Regions from separate parts of the Homo sapiens genome. Here region 2 is linked to region 1. The links are chromatin contacts, found by POLR2A ChIA-PET in ENCODE. All regions are on one chromosome and are shown on one strand. Each heading gives the region's core, a stretch centred on a gene start or an enhancer-like site at or near the end of the contact. The rest is flanking DNA. Distances are from core to core; before and after follow the strand shown. Region 1 has its middle 31 kb from the start of LINC02917. Region 2 overlaps LINC00880 (long intergenic non-protein coding RNA 880).

Region 1 (6,236 bases), core at 2,151-4,650:
CAGTAGAAATTGCTTTGAACGTGGAGCAATCAGCATAGCCACAAGCATAGCTTGCTGCTAAAAGATTTAAATCAGTAGTTTACATTTGCAGGTCACAGTTTTCACAAAAGTTCTTCAAATCATACATCCAAATCATTCAGTAGCCTGGCTATGTAAGTTTTCAAAGGATATGTGTAACTGTTGTTCAAAAATATGCAAGTGATGCTGTGAATAATAATTTTATATGTCACTAAAATATAGTAGCTTTGTCATTAGCATATTTCCTGTCTGTAAGTAATAGAAATAGAAAGGTGGTTATATAGGATTTTGTTGTATTTTTATGTAATCCTACTTTTGAAAAATAATCTCTCTCTAATCTGTATCTACAGAAGATAGATAATAGAAAGATATAGTCATGCATCTTTTAATGGTGGAGATACCATCTGAGAAATGCATTGTTAGATGTTTTGTCTTGTGTGAGCATCAGAGAGTGTACTTACACAAACCTAGACAGTATAGCCTACTACACACTTAGGCTATACGGTATAACCTATTGCTCCTAGGCTACAAACTTGTACAGCATGTTACTGTACTGGATACTGTAGGCAATTGTAACATGAGCTAAACATTTGTGTATCTAAATATGTGTAAACATGGAAAAGGTACAGTGAAAATACAGTATTTTAATCTCACCGGAACACCATTGTATATGTGGTCCATTATTGTTATGTGATGCGTTTATATACACCTACATGTGAATCTGGAAGGATGTACATCAAAATTGAATAGTAATAATCCCCAGCTGATTGTAATAAAGAATGATTTTTATTTTCCTTCTCACAGTTTTTTTATTTTCTAAACTTTTATGATGATCATATATTGCTTCTACAACTCCCATCCACCAAAAAACTATATCTATAGTGTACGTATATATATATATATATACACACACACACATATATTTGTGTATGTATATCTCCAGAAAAAGTATTTTCAAAAAGCAAAAGTTTATCATGTCCTGACCTTCAAGAAACCTTTAAAACTACTGATTTACTTAAGAACACAAAATAAGGTCTTAGTTTCCCTAGTGTGTGCCAAGTATTTGAGCTTTGATATTTTTGTGAGTTTTTAGTCACTGTGAACATGTGAAGCTTTCTAAAAGCTATGTAACTGCTGGTAGTTGGCTTTTGGGAAGAACAGATACATTAAGGTCCAATTTCTAAATGTTTTATTATAAAACAGTACCTTGAAAAGCTCTTCAGTATGATTATCGAGGGCTCAGTCTGTAGTGACCACATGGGTATCTATACTTGCCATCAACTGTCAGAACTAGTCTTCAATGTCAAAAAGAGTTATTTCTATTGATACAGACCACTACCTCCAAAAACCAGAGATTAAATTCTTCCTAAGAAATACCACTTCTCTTATTGATGATTAACAGTTCCACAAACTGTGGATTCCACATTTTCAAATACGTATCTCATCATAACTACAAAGAAAAAGCAAATAAATGAAGCCAATGTATCATTTTATGAGACCTCCCAACACTAATTGCTCCATTGTTCCCTGGCGCCCTTGTTATAAAAGTGGCTGCAACTATCTCATTTGCTGAGGCCACCACTGATGGCTGTTGCATTACCTTCTCCATGGCTAGACATAGCCAGTACCCAGCAACTTCCCTCTTGGGACTTTTTTCTGACCTGCCCCCCATTTAGAAACATATTCTTCTCTTGTACTGGTTTCATGCTGTTGAAGGAAAACATATCCTTTTTTTGTTTCACTATAGAAATAATAAACATAGCCCTCATCCACTTGGCAGAAACAAAAAAATGTTTACCTAACTATATAAAATGCCTCTGCTCAGGAATTTGAAATGTTCTTACAGAAAAGGGTGTTTCTCACAAAAAAAGTTTTTTGTTTATGTAATCCATTTGCTAGGACATGAAGACTCTTGGAACTTACAATATCATTTGATTAAAATTGTAATGAATGTCCCAGGTAAGAAGTATTATATCTTTAAATAATTTCACATTTATAAAAAAATAGAAAGAAAATGGAGTGTTGATCAGAAAATTTTAATTTAAAAAGTTATTAAAAGATGTTAAATAGATTAAAAATGGAAGACTATTTTTAAAGAATTCTATTTTATATTATTTATCCAAGAAGATTAGAAAGACTATTATTTGTATTTTATAATTCACTAGTTACATTAAACAATTTTTTTTTCAGTACCTAATATGCCAAAGAACTGAGTTGAGACAACAACAAAATGAAGCATACTTTCCTCCTTTGGAGCAGAGAGTAGATAGTATATTTTCCTGATTCTAAGACTTTGTGTTCCTGTTTGAACATGTCTCAAACCAGGATTGGTCTTTTAGTTAATGAATACATTTGAAAGAGTATTATTAATCATTCATGCATCTTACATTTGACTCCAGTCTTCTACTGTCCCTGATGATCTAGAAGCAGAAATCAGAAAGCCAATGCCACTTCATGCTATGGGGATGTTCCAAATCCTATCAGGGACAAAAGAATGGGTGAGCTAGGTCTTGAGAGAATCCTGCTCTGCATGAGTTATTTCTATGGCTGCTGCATTCTAAATGACTAAGCATTTCTGACCCTGAAGAACCTGGCATGTGTCCTTATGACCCCACGTGAGAGGATTATAGAGAAAGGCATTAATTTGACTGGGATATCAGGAAAGATTTAAAGATACTGGAGCTGTCAGATTATTTTTATAAAAGCATTGTTTTGCTTCCATTATTTCTTTGTTCAAAAAATATCAAATATCCAGCCTGAGCAACATAGTGAGACCCCTATCTCAACAAATAAATAAACAAATAAATAAATAAGCCTGGCATGATGTTGCATGCTTGTAGTCCCAGCTACTTGGGAGGCAGAGGCAAGAGGATTGCTTGAGCCTGAGAGGTTGAGGCTACAGTGAGCAATGATCATGCCACTGAGAACTGAATTTTTAATTATATTTAATTTTAATCAATTAAATTTAAATTTAAAAAGGGAAACTGATTTTCTATATTGCTGCATATTTGAATGATAACATTGTTTATATATTGGGTTAAATAAAATATTTTATTAAAATTTATTTCACCTCTTTCTCTTTAAGGTAGAGACTACAATATTTTTAATGATACATATGGTTTGCATTATGTTTTTCTTAGACAATGCTAGTCTAAGGACAATAAAAAAGCCTGCTTTTCTTGACATTCTACACTTCAAATAAAACATTCCCTTTCCTCCAGATTTCCTCCCTGTTATAAAAGACTTTTGGTTGCAAGTGACAGAAGTTTAATTCAAACTGGTTATAGAAAAAAGAAAGAATTTATTGGCTTAGTTAATGAAAACAAGCTGAAGAGGGATTCAGGCATAGTTGGAGTCACAGACTCTGATGATGTCATCAGAACCCTCTTCCTCTTCTCACTTTCCCTCAGGTCTGCTTTCCTCTCTGTTGGCTTCATTCTTTTACTGGTTTTCTCCTCACAGTAGTCCCCAGTTTTAGGCTTATATAATTCTTACAGCTAGCCAATCCCAGCAAAAGCAGAACTTAAAATTTCCATAAGTAAGTCTTATTGGCTGGCTTGAATTACACGCTCCTCTTTGAACCAATCACTGTGTCAAAGGAAAACAATTAAACTTATTTCCCAGACATTGGTCATATGCTTACACCAATGTTGGTGTAGGAGGAAATTGATGCCACTCACCTCACATGCAGTGATACCAAAGAAGGGCCTGTTCCTCAGAGGAAAATCGTGACAACTTGTCACCAGAAGAAAGAGAATCATTAATGGGTAGGAAAAAACACAGACACCCAAAAAAGCTGATTGTTCACACTAGAAGTTTTTTCTTCTTCTTCTTCGGAAGACATATAAGACGCCTGGTCAACATAATGAAACCCCATCTCTACTAAAATACAAAAATTAACCAGGCGTGGTGGTGGGCGCCTGTAATCCCAGCTACTCGGGAGGCTGAGGCAGGAAGATCGCTTGAACCCAGGAGGTGGAGGTTGCAGTTAGCCAAGGTCGCGCCATTGCACTCTAGCCTAGGCTACAAGAGTGAAACTCAATCTCAAAAAAAAAAAAAAAAAAAAAAAAGACACTGTTCCTTACAACACCCTCCATTTTCTGAAGCCCCTTTCTCTCTGGCTTCATCTGTTGTGCTCCTTCACCACCCCATTCCCAACCCTTCCAGTTTATGCCTCCCAAATAGGATACTACATGTAGCTCCGTGAATATGATTCTGTTTCTCTGACTTTCATGCCTTTTCCAATTTGTCCCCTCCCCTTTCAAACACCCATGAAGTCCTACTCATCCTCAAGTGTCAATTCAATCATTACACTTTCTGAGCCAATTCTTGATTTGGCTAGCCTAGGACATGTTCTGTAACTCTCCTTTGCGTTTCCCCTGAAACGGTACACCTTCTAGCAGATCAGTTTCCAATTCAAGTGTATAATTTAATTGTATGACGGGACTAATGTATATTTTTTTTAACCTTGCTTTTCCCCCTTTAGAACCTTGCTTTCTTGCTCAGGCTGGACCTGAACTCCTGGGTTCAAGTGATCCCCCTGCTTCAGCTTCCCGAGTAGCTAGGACTACAGGTACACACCACTGTGCCCAGCGAGGGCTAATGTAAATCTTGAGCAATGTCTGCTTGAAGTGGTATATTTTAAATGATCGATTTCATATAGTTTAATGAAGGGAGTATTTAGAGGTGTTGCCATGATTAGTAGTAAATGAGGTATGGCAGAGATGAGCAATGGTGGAAATTGCTAATTGGATTACCACCCCTAGACCTGAAAGGCAAGGAAGAATCATGATATTGGAACCTAGTAATAGCTAATAGCTGAGACTGAGAAAGACAGAGAGTAGCTGTGGCTGTAGGTGGAGGGATACAGACACTTCCAAAACCATGCCCTGGCAGCATAAAGGAGATACAAATAAGCACTCCAAATTCTCTCTTCTCTATATCATGCTGATCCATCCATTAGCCAAAGTTAGCTGGAATTTATTTGTATTCCCAGTCCCTATCATAACTCCCTACATATAGCAGATACAAAGTATTGAATGAATGACTCTCCATAAATCTCCTATATTCCTAGTTTTTTAAAGTTCATTTTTCTTAGTAAACACAATCAATGTAATATAAATGTACAACTAGATGTGATTTGTTAACCTTTGCTATGTTTTCAAATAAATATATTCAAAAATTAGAAGAATATTTTTGTCCAACTATTCATTCACAAATTAGGTTTGAAAATGCTCATCACCATCGTTCTCAGGAAACACGGTCTTCTTGGCCCTGTACCTATGATATTCAATTAATCCTCACAGTACCCCAGTGGAGTTAGTATTATCATCCACTTTTATATGTAAGGAAACTAAGGGTCAGAGATACTTGAAAATAATCAGACTATGCTATCCTCTTCAATTCTTTAACTGCATGTTAAAGAATTTAAATATTTAAATTTATGTTAAGATAAATATAAATATAAATGTTAACATAAATATTTATTTATTTATGTTAAAGAATGTTAAAATATTTAAGCCATTCTCTTAATAAGTAAAAAACAAAATCAGTGAACCAGAAATATTTCTGTCACCACTGAGCTATGAAAAGAGCAGTTGAAATATTGCTACTTCAGTAGTTTTAAAGTGGCCATGAAAATATACCTTGAGAAAGAAATAGTGGTTAAAACCATAAATATATTTATTTTATTTTACTTGAAATCTGTTTCCAGGGACATATGCACAGATGCTTATTTTCTTCTATGTGATAGGCGCATAATAGCAAAATTTACAAAAAAAGAAGAAAAAGAAGAAGAAAGCCGATTTAGGATTAAAATGGTAAATGCAAATGAAAATAATGGGAAATACGAAAACTTTAATATTTTTCTAATCTGCATGGTTTTTGAAATTTCTTTGGAAGGGTATTTTGAAAGTTCTAAATGCAAAATGTGATTATTACTATATTGTTACCTTTATCAAAATATCCTTTCATAAGAAAATAGTGCCCGAATTGTATTTAAAAAGAAGGTATTTTTGTGTATTAGATATATTAATCATAAACTATTTTTAATGCAATATATGATGTAACATGTTCATATATATTATAAACTCCTAACACATGTTTAAATGTATTTTTTCTTGCAATTATGTACTGCTTGGCACATAGAAGAAACTAACAATGTGTTGACTGAGTTTATTCCAAATGCTAGTAATAACTCAATAGCAATAAGCACTACT
Region 2 (5,822 bases), core at 1,600-4,099, 4.9 Mb after region 1:
AAGGTTTCCTACTGAGGGCTGGACATACAGGAGGTGCTTAATAAGTGTTAAATAACCATGTCCTGCTTGGTCAGCATCACAGTTTTAAACTCACTTCATGCTAAAGTCAGGTCATGCTATTCAGGTGCTCATTGCATTCATGAGAAGGCACAAGGGCAAAGAAGAATGATCGCCCGAGGTTTATACCCAGTGAATGACAGAGCCAAGCCTCAATCCCAGGTCTTCTGAAATCAAATCCAGTTCTCACTAACTCTTCTGTCTATCATAGGATGGATAAAGAAAATAGGCTAAAGGCATTTAGGTTAAAGCTGGTGAAAAGTGAAATCGTTCATTGCTGGGGGTGGAGGGTGGGGCAGGTCTTAAAATTTTTAAAGGACAATTTAACTGTTATATCCTCAGCTTACTACATAAGTTACACAAAGACTTCCATACATTTATGTAATTGTAACAGTGTTTAACTTTTTTCTTGCAAGAGTTCCATCATAATCAATTGGTTTAGCAGAATAAAAATTGGTTTCTTTTTAGCTGAAGAACTAAAAATAGGAGGCAAATTAATATTCAGCAAATGAGATGAATCTCTATGAGGTATGGCTTTATTGTTCTGATGAACACCAACTCAATGTGGTGTTCGAAATGTCTCAGTAACACCCATATTCATGTTCAAAGATGATGTCACCAAGGAACATCCACAGGCATTCACTGAGTGCACAGCACGGTTCTGGATGGCTTTCCAGAACCATCAGCTAGCTATAGGACCTTAGGTACATACTAAAGGACCCAACGTTTTTTTAACACCAACCATGTTCCAGAAACCTTGAAAAACACTTTGCATGTTATTACATTTAACCCTTGTGACAACTTTATGATTTAAAATGAGGACCCTTAGCAGAGAGTAGTCATTAATTTACTCAAAATGACATGGCCAATAAATGGCAAAGCTGGGAGCTGTATCAGATATTAGTGACTCCAAAGCCCATATTTTTCCCACTATACCAGAGCTTCTCAATCCTAATTCATATTAGTATCACCCAAGGAGCTTTCATATTGTAATGATGCCTGGGTCTCACCTCAGACCAATTACATCAGAATATCTGAGGATCTATCCTGGATGTTTTTTTCTGGATGTCTTTTCATCACCCTAAGTGATTATACTATGCAACCAGAGTTAACAACCACTGAACTGGGTGTGCTGAGACTCAGTGCCTTCAACTGTAAAGTAGATGGAGATCTCTACTTTCTACTTCTGTAGTCACCAGAAGGCTAATTACCCTGGGGCCAATAGCTGCCTGAGAAGCCCCAATCTGCACCTAGAGTAAGCAGTTGTCACCCATACTGTCAGATATTCTCCCAACTTTCTACTTAAGTGTGGGCTATGAGTACAGCTGTTTAAACTTCCAGGAATGGGACTCTAAGATATACAATTATTTCATATATTCATATATATGTGAACCCCAAATATCTGAGACAGATCTCAGTTAATTTAGAAAGTTTATTTTGCCAAGGTTGAGGATGCATGCCCATGACACAGCCTCAGGAGGTCCTGATGACATGTGTCCAAGTTGGTCAGAACACAGCTTGGTTTTATACATTTTAGGAAGACATGAGACGTCAATCAATATATATAAGCTGTACATTGGTTCTGTCTGGAAAGGCGGCACAACTTGAAGCTGGGAGGGAGCTTCCAGGTCACAGATACTTGAGAGACAAACGGTTCATTCTTGTGAGTTTCTGATTAGCCTTTCCAAAGGAGGCAATCAGATATGCATTTATCTCAGTGAGCAGAGGGGTGACTTTGAATAGAATGGGAAGCAGGTTTGCCCTAAGCAGTTCCCAGCTTGATTATTCCCTTAGTGATTTGGGGGCCCGAAGATTTATTTTCCTTTCATATATATATATATATATATATATATATATTTTTTTTTTTTTAAATCAGAACAAGGCCCTAAAACTCTAGAAAGATTCCCATGCCATTATTTTCTCTGTCTTTCTTTCCAGATATCAATCATAGCTATTTTGGTGAAATCCCTATTGCTCCAAACTATTTTAGTGCTGCCTCTCTGCCATCATGACAACAAAGGTCTTTTGAAAAATGTTCATAACCTTTGACCCAGAATTCTTTTAAGGAGGTAAACCAAAAGCAAGGAAAAAAAAGAACAAAAAAAGCTTTGGGAAGAAAGATGTTCACTGCAGTATTATTTATTATAGTGGAAAACTGGAGAAAACTCTTATGTGTAACAGTAGAAAAACAATTTAATAAAATATGAGGTAGCTTACTAAATGGAAAAATGCTTATTGCAAATGGTTTTTACATAGAGAGTTAACATGGAAAAATATTAATATTAATTCATGTTAAAATGCTGAATGAATGCAGGTACAAAATTACATAGTGATCTATGAGTTACATTACATAGTGTCATATCAACTATGTACGTCTTTTTATACACAGAAAAAAGAAGAAAAAATTATATTATTCCAAGGTTAAAATACCTAAAATTTAGAATATTTAGAATTGGGTTAAAGTACCTGAAATTGTTTCCACTATCAACCCAATTCTATATGTTTGAAGAACAGCATGTGAAGGTGGTTATGGAGCAGGCCCTGTCCAGAGAAATTTTATATCCGGCCCTGGGACCTCTAGGCCTGTATACACAGATAGAGGACTTATAAACAGCAGAGTTGAAACATGAGTGAATCTGAAAGAGCCAGTCCCTCAAGATGAATCCTGAGTGGCTACATAAATTTAATATAGAGCCAAACGGCCATTTACTGACTAGAGATTACACACTACTCTGAGTTCCTGGAAAACCCACAGTCGGCTTAACACTGGGGCTTTGACAGCTGACTGTTACCGCTCATGTGGCCTGAAGCAACGGAATAGGCTGTGCTCCCCATCAACCAATCAGGACTCAGCTGCATTGATCAATCAGAACCAAGCCAGTTTGAATTGTTCATTTGCATAAATGGACCTGATTGGGAACCCAGGTAGGAATTTTCTCTGTAAACGCCAAACTGTCTCTTTGTTCTCTTCATTTTACACTTAGGGCTATGTTTCCTCGTCTGTAAACTGTTCATTGTAATAAAGTCTGTTTCCTCTAAATTCCTTTTCAGAGAACTTTTGTTCACACATAAAACCACAGGTCACGTGATTTTTTTGTTTGTTTTTGGAATGGTATGCACAGATAAATTTAAAATTACAGTCAAGGGAGGGGTAGCTAAGACAGCCCAGTGACGATGATCAATTCTACGTCAGGAAGAAATCAAGAAGAAAATGGGGTTCACAAATGAGTTAGTAACAACCGAGATTTCCACTTTGAAAGTATCTTCACACCGTTATTTCACGGGATCCTCAAAACCCCCTGAGGTGGTAGGAAGGTGATTGTTGGTGTCAGTCCCATTTTGCAGAAGAGAAAAATGAGTGTCAGGCAGAGTGGCTCGCTCGGTGCCCTGGCGGCGGCAGCGCGCCAAGGCCCAAGGCCCCTCTGGTCTCTGGGCTTAGACCTACGGCAGGAGGCGGGGGAAGCCTGCAGCGCAGCTCAGCAGCAGGTGGCAAGCCCTCTACCCGCTGGGAACGTTCAGGGTTATCAGCCCGTGGGAAGCAAGGTAGGACCCGCAGCTTGCAAGAATCTGCAAGGTGGGAACGGCGTTCGGGATGTGTTTGGCCCCCCAAGGCCAAGGCACGAAGGGGTCCCAGGCGGGTCGCCAGCGGCGCGGCTTACAATGGCCGGTTCGACCCAGAACGGTCGCCGCCGCAAGGCGGGTGAACTTTCCCGCCCTATGCGCCTGTTTCCGCGGGCCAGGCCGTCCGCCCGCGCCGCGTGGCCTGCCTAGCTGCACCTTAGCCCCCATGCGCCGGGTAGGCCCGGGCCCCGCCGCCGCGCTCTGAGCCCGCGTGGGTCTCACAACCATGGCCCTCTTATCTGCTCCTGTGCTTCGGTGTTTGGTTTTCCCTGTTTGACAGACTGAACCTTGTACTTTCGCAAATAACAAGTGTTTGCTCAGCAATCCAAGCAGCACCGGCAAGATTGCAGGTGCTGCGGCGGGCATGAGAGGTCATGCATTCGGGATGCCAGGAGGTCCTGGAGTCAGGAGCCCTGCAGCCCCTTCAGGGATGCCAGTGGCTTGGGCTGAACCCCAGACTCTGCCCTCGAACTTGAAGGGAACTTGAAGCTTCTTTAGGCCAAGTTTTATTGAAGGGTGTCCTGGGACACAATTCAGTGACTAGTAAATTTTGGCCATCGGAAAGCTCTCTTTACCCTAAAGAAAGACGAATACACTTAATGACAATTATGATAATAATAAATTTAGAAAGGCAATGGTAATTCTTTTTTTCCTAACTTGTCTCACTCTACTTCTTTTAAATTCAAAACAGGTCCCCTTTTTGCTGTTGTTAAAAAGGATTTTTTAACTTCTGAAATTAAAGCAGAGTATTTCACTTTTGTTAAAAAATAGAACTTAATCCACAGTTGAGATTTTTGTTTTTCTAGACTTGAAAATCTGCTTGTAATTTGCACAAATGCCTTTCACTTCAAAACCTTTTATCCAAATAGAAGCACAAAGTTGTACTTGCCTTTCCTTCCACAGAAGGCGTTTCCAGTATCTTGCATACACAACAACTTGCTCAGGTTAAACATAGTTTCATTAAAGAGCTATTAAATGGTGCTCTTAAAGTTTATCTTTGCATTTTAAAAGGGGTATAGATGTTGCCAAAACAGCAAGGATAGCATGTAGGGTACTTTGCAGTTCTCTAAACTTTTTCCTCCCTGGAGTCACTGAAGTCCCTTCCTGGCTTAAGTCACTTTGGTACTCAATACAGTGTTTGTTTACATCATTTAGCATTATGCCCCTTAGCTTTACCCAGTGTCATTTTAAGAAATGATCGGGTGAAAAACAGCTTTAAATTATCTGTAAAATTGCCATAGATATTCATTATGTTGCTTCACATAAAAAATTCCTTGCAACTAATTTCCACTTGGACTTTAGTACTAGAATGAAGTTTGCCTATGTTTTCTTTTTTCAGTTAATGAAAGCTGTGGAATGCATGGGACTATTCTTTTTGCCTAGGAATCTCAGAACTTAATTTTGAGGATCCTCCTTAGCCTACATTTTCTGACATAGTTCTTACCCTACATCTCCCTTTCCCCCAACCACCATCAGATATTTCTTTCTCTAAGTTATTCATCCCATCTTTGTTTTAAGGTACCTATATATTCTTTTATGATTCCCTTTAAAAAATCGCAGAAGTAGGAAGATATAAAAATTAGTTATTCTAGACTTCCTCAAAATGTTCTTTCAATCTGCTTTTAAATGGCATATACAATCATTCTCGGCTTTGGCATTTGGTTCAGGTGACACCTGCAAGTTACCTTACCAAAGGCCTACCCAGAATTGTGTACAATCCCAGCAAACAAGGCTCTGCCCCTCTCAAGAGTACTCTCAAACAGCAATGCATATCTCATCTAATGCATTACTATTTTGTGAGTCACTAACAAGCTTCAGTACTTTGTTTTATTAGTAACAACTGACTCACAGCACACCTTGTAGCTGTGGAAGCCCCATCTGATACCCAGACCCCTGATGCAATGCAGCTGCTCTGAGATATGCCGGGAAACCACAGCTCAGGAATCAGTTCTTATTTTCCTTCAAGTAGCAGCACAGATTTCCTTACTTTCAACTGTCATGAGCTGAACTCATTTTTCAACGAAGCCTAACATCTGTGCTTCCTTCCATCCAGCAGGAAAACTTTATTTCCCCAGAACTTATTTCTTCAGTCAAAGGTGTCTGCCAGTTCTCAAGAGAGCTGTACTTACAAAGATGCCCAAGAA

What was found. ChIA-PET counts read pairs that join two places held with the same protein, here RNA polymerase II (POLR2A).
Region 2: POLR2A ChIA-PET joins it to region 1 with 12 read pairs in Panc1. The contact joins two enhancer-like sites. POLR2A ChIA-PET finds 5 or more read pairs at or near these places in 2 of 52 experiments (Panc1 and T-cell).

Annotation. Positions count from the first base shown.
Region 1 is chr3:152,233,536-152,239,771 of GRCh38, forward strand. No RefSeq gene overlaps it. Among named protein-coding and RNA genes, the nearest start is that of LINC02917, 31 kb to the left of the region's middle. Within about 2 kb of position 3,401, at least 3 of the 41 ENCODE cell types and tissues checked have a DNase peak (open chromatin) inside an H3K27ac peak, as active enhancers do.
Region 2 is chr3:157,116,747-157,122,568 of GRCh38, forward strand. The region is part of intron 1 of LINC00880 (long intergenic non-protein coding RNA 880); the gene reads right to left. Among named protein-coding and RNA genes, the nearest start is that of LINC00880, 3.3 kb to the right of the region's middle. Within about 2 kb of position 2,850, at least 6 of the 41 ENCODE cell types and tissues checked have a DNase peak (open chromatin) inside an H3K27ac peak, as active enhancers do.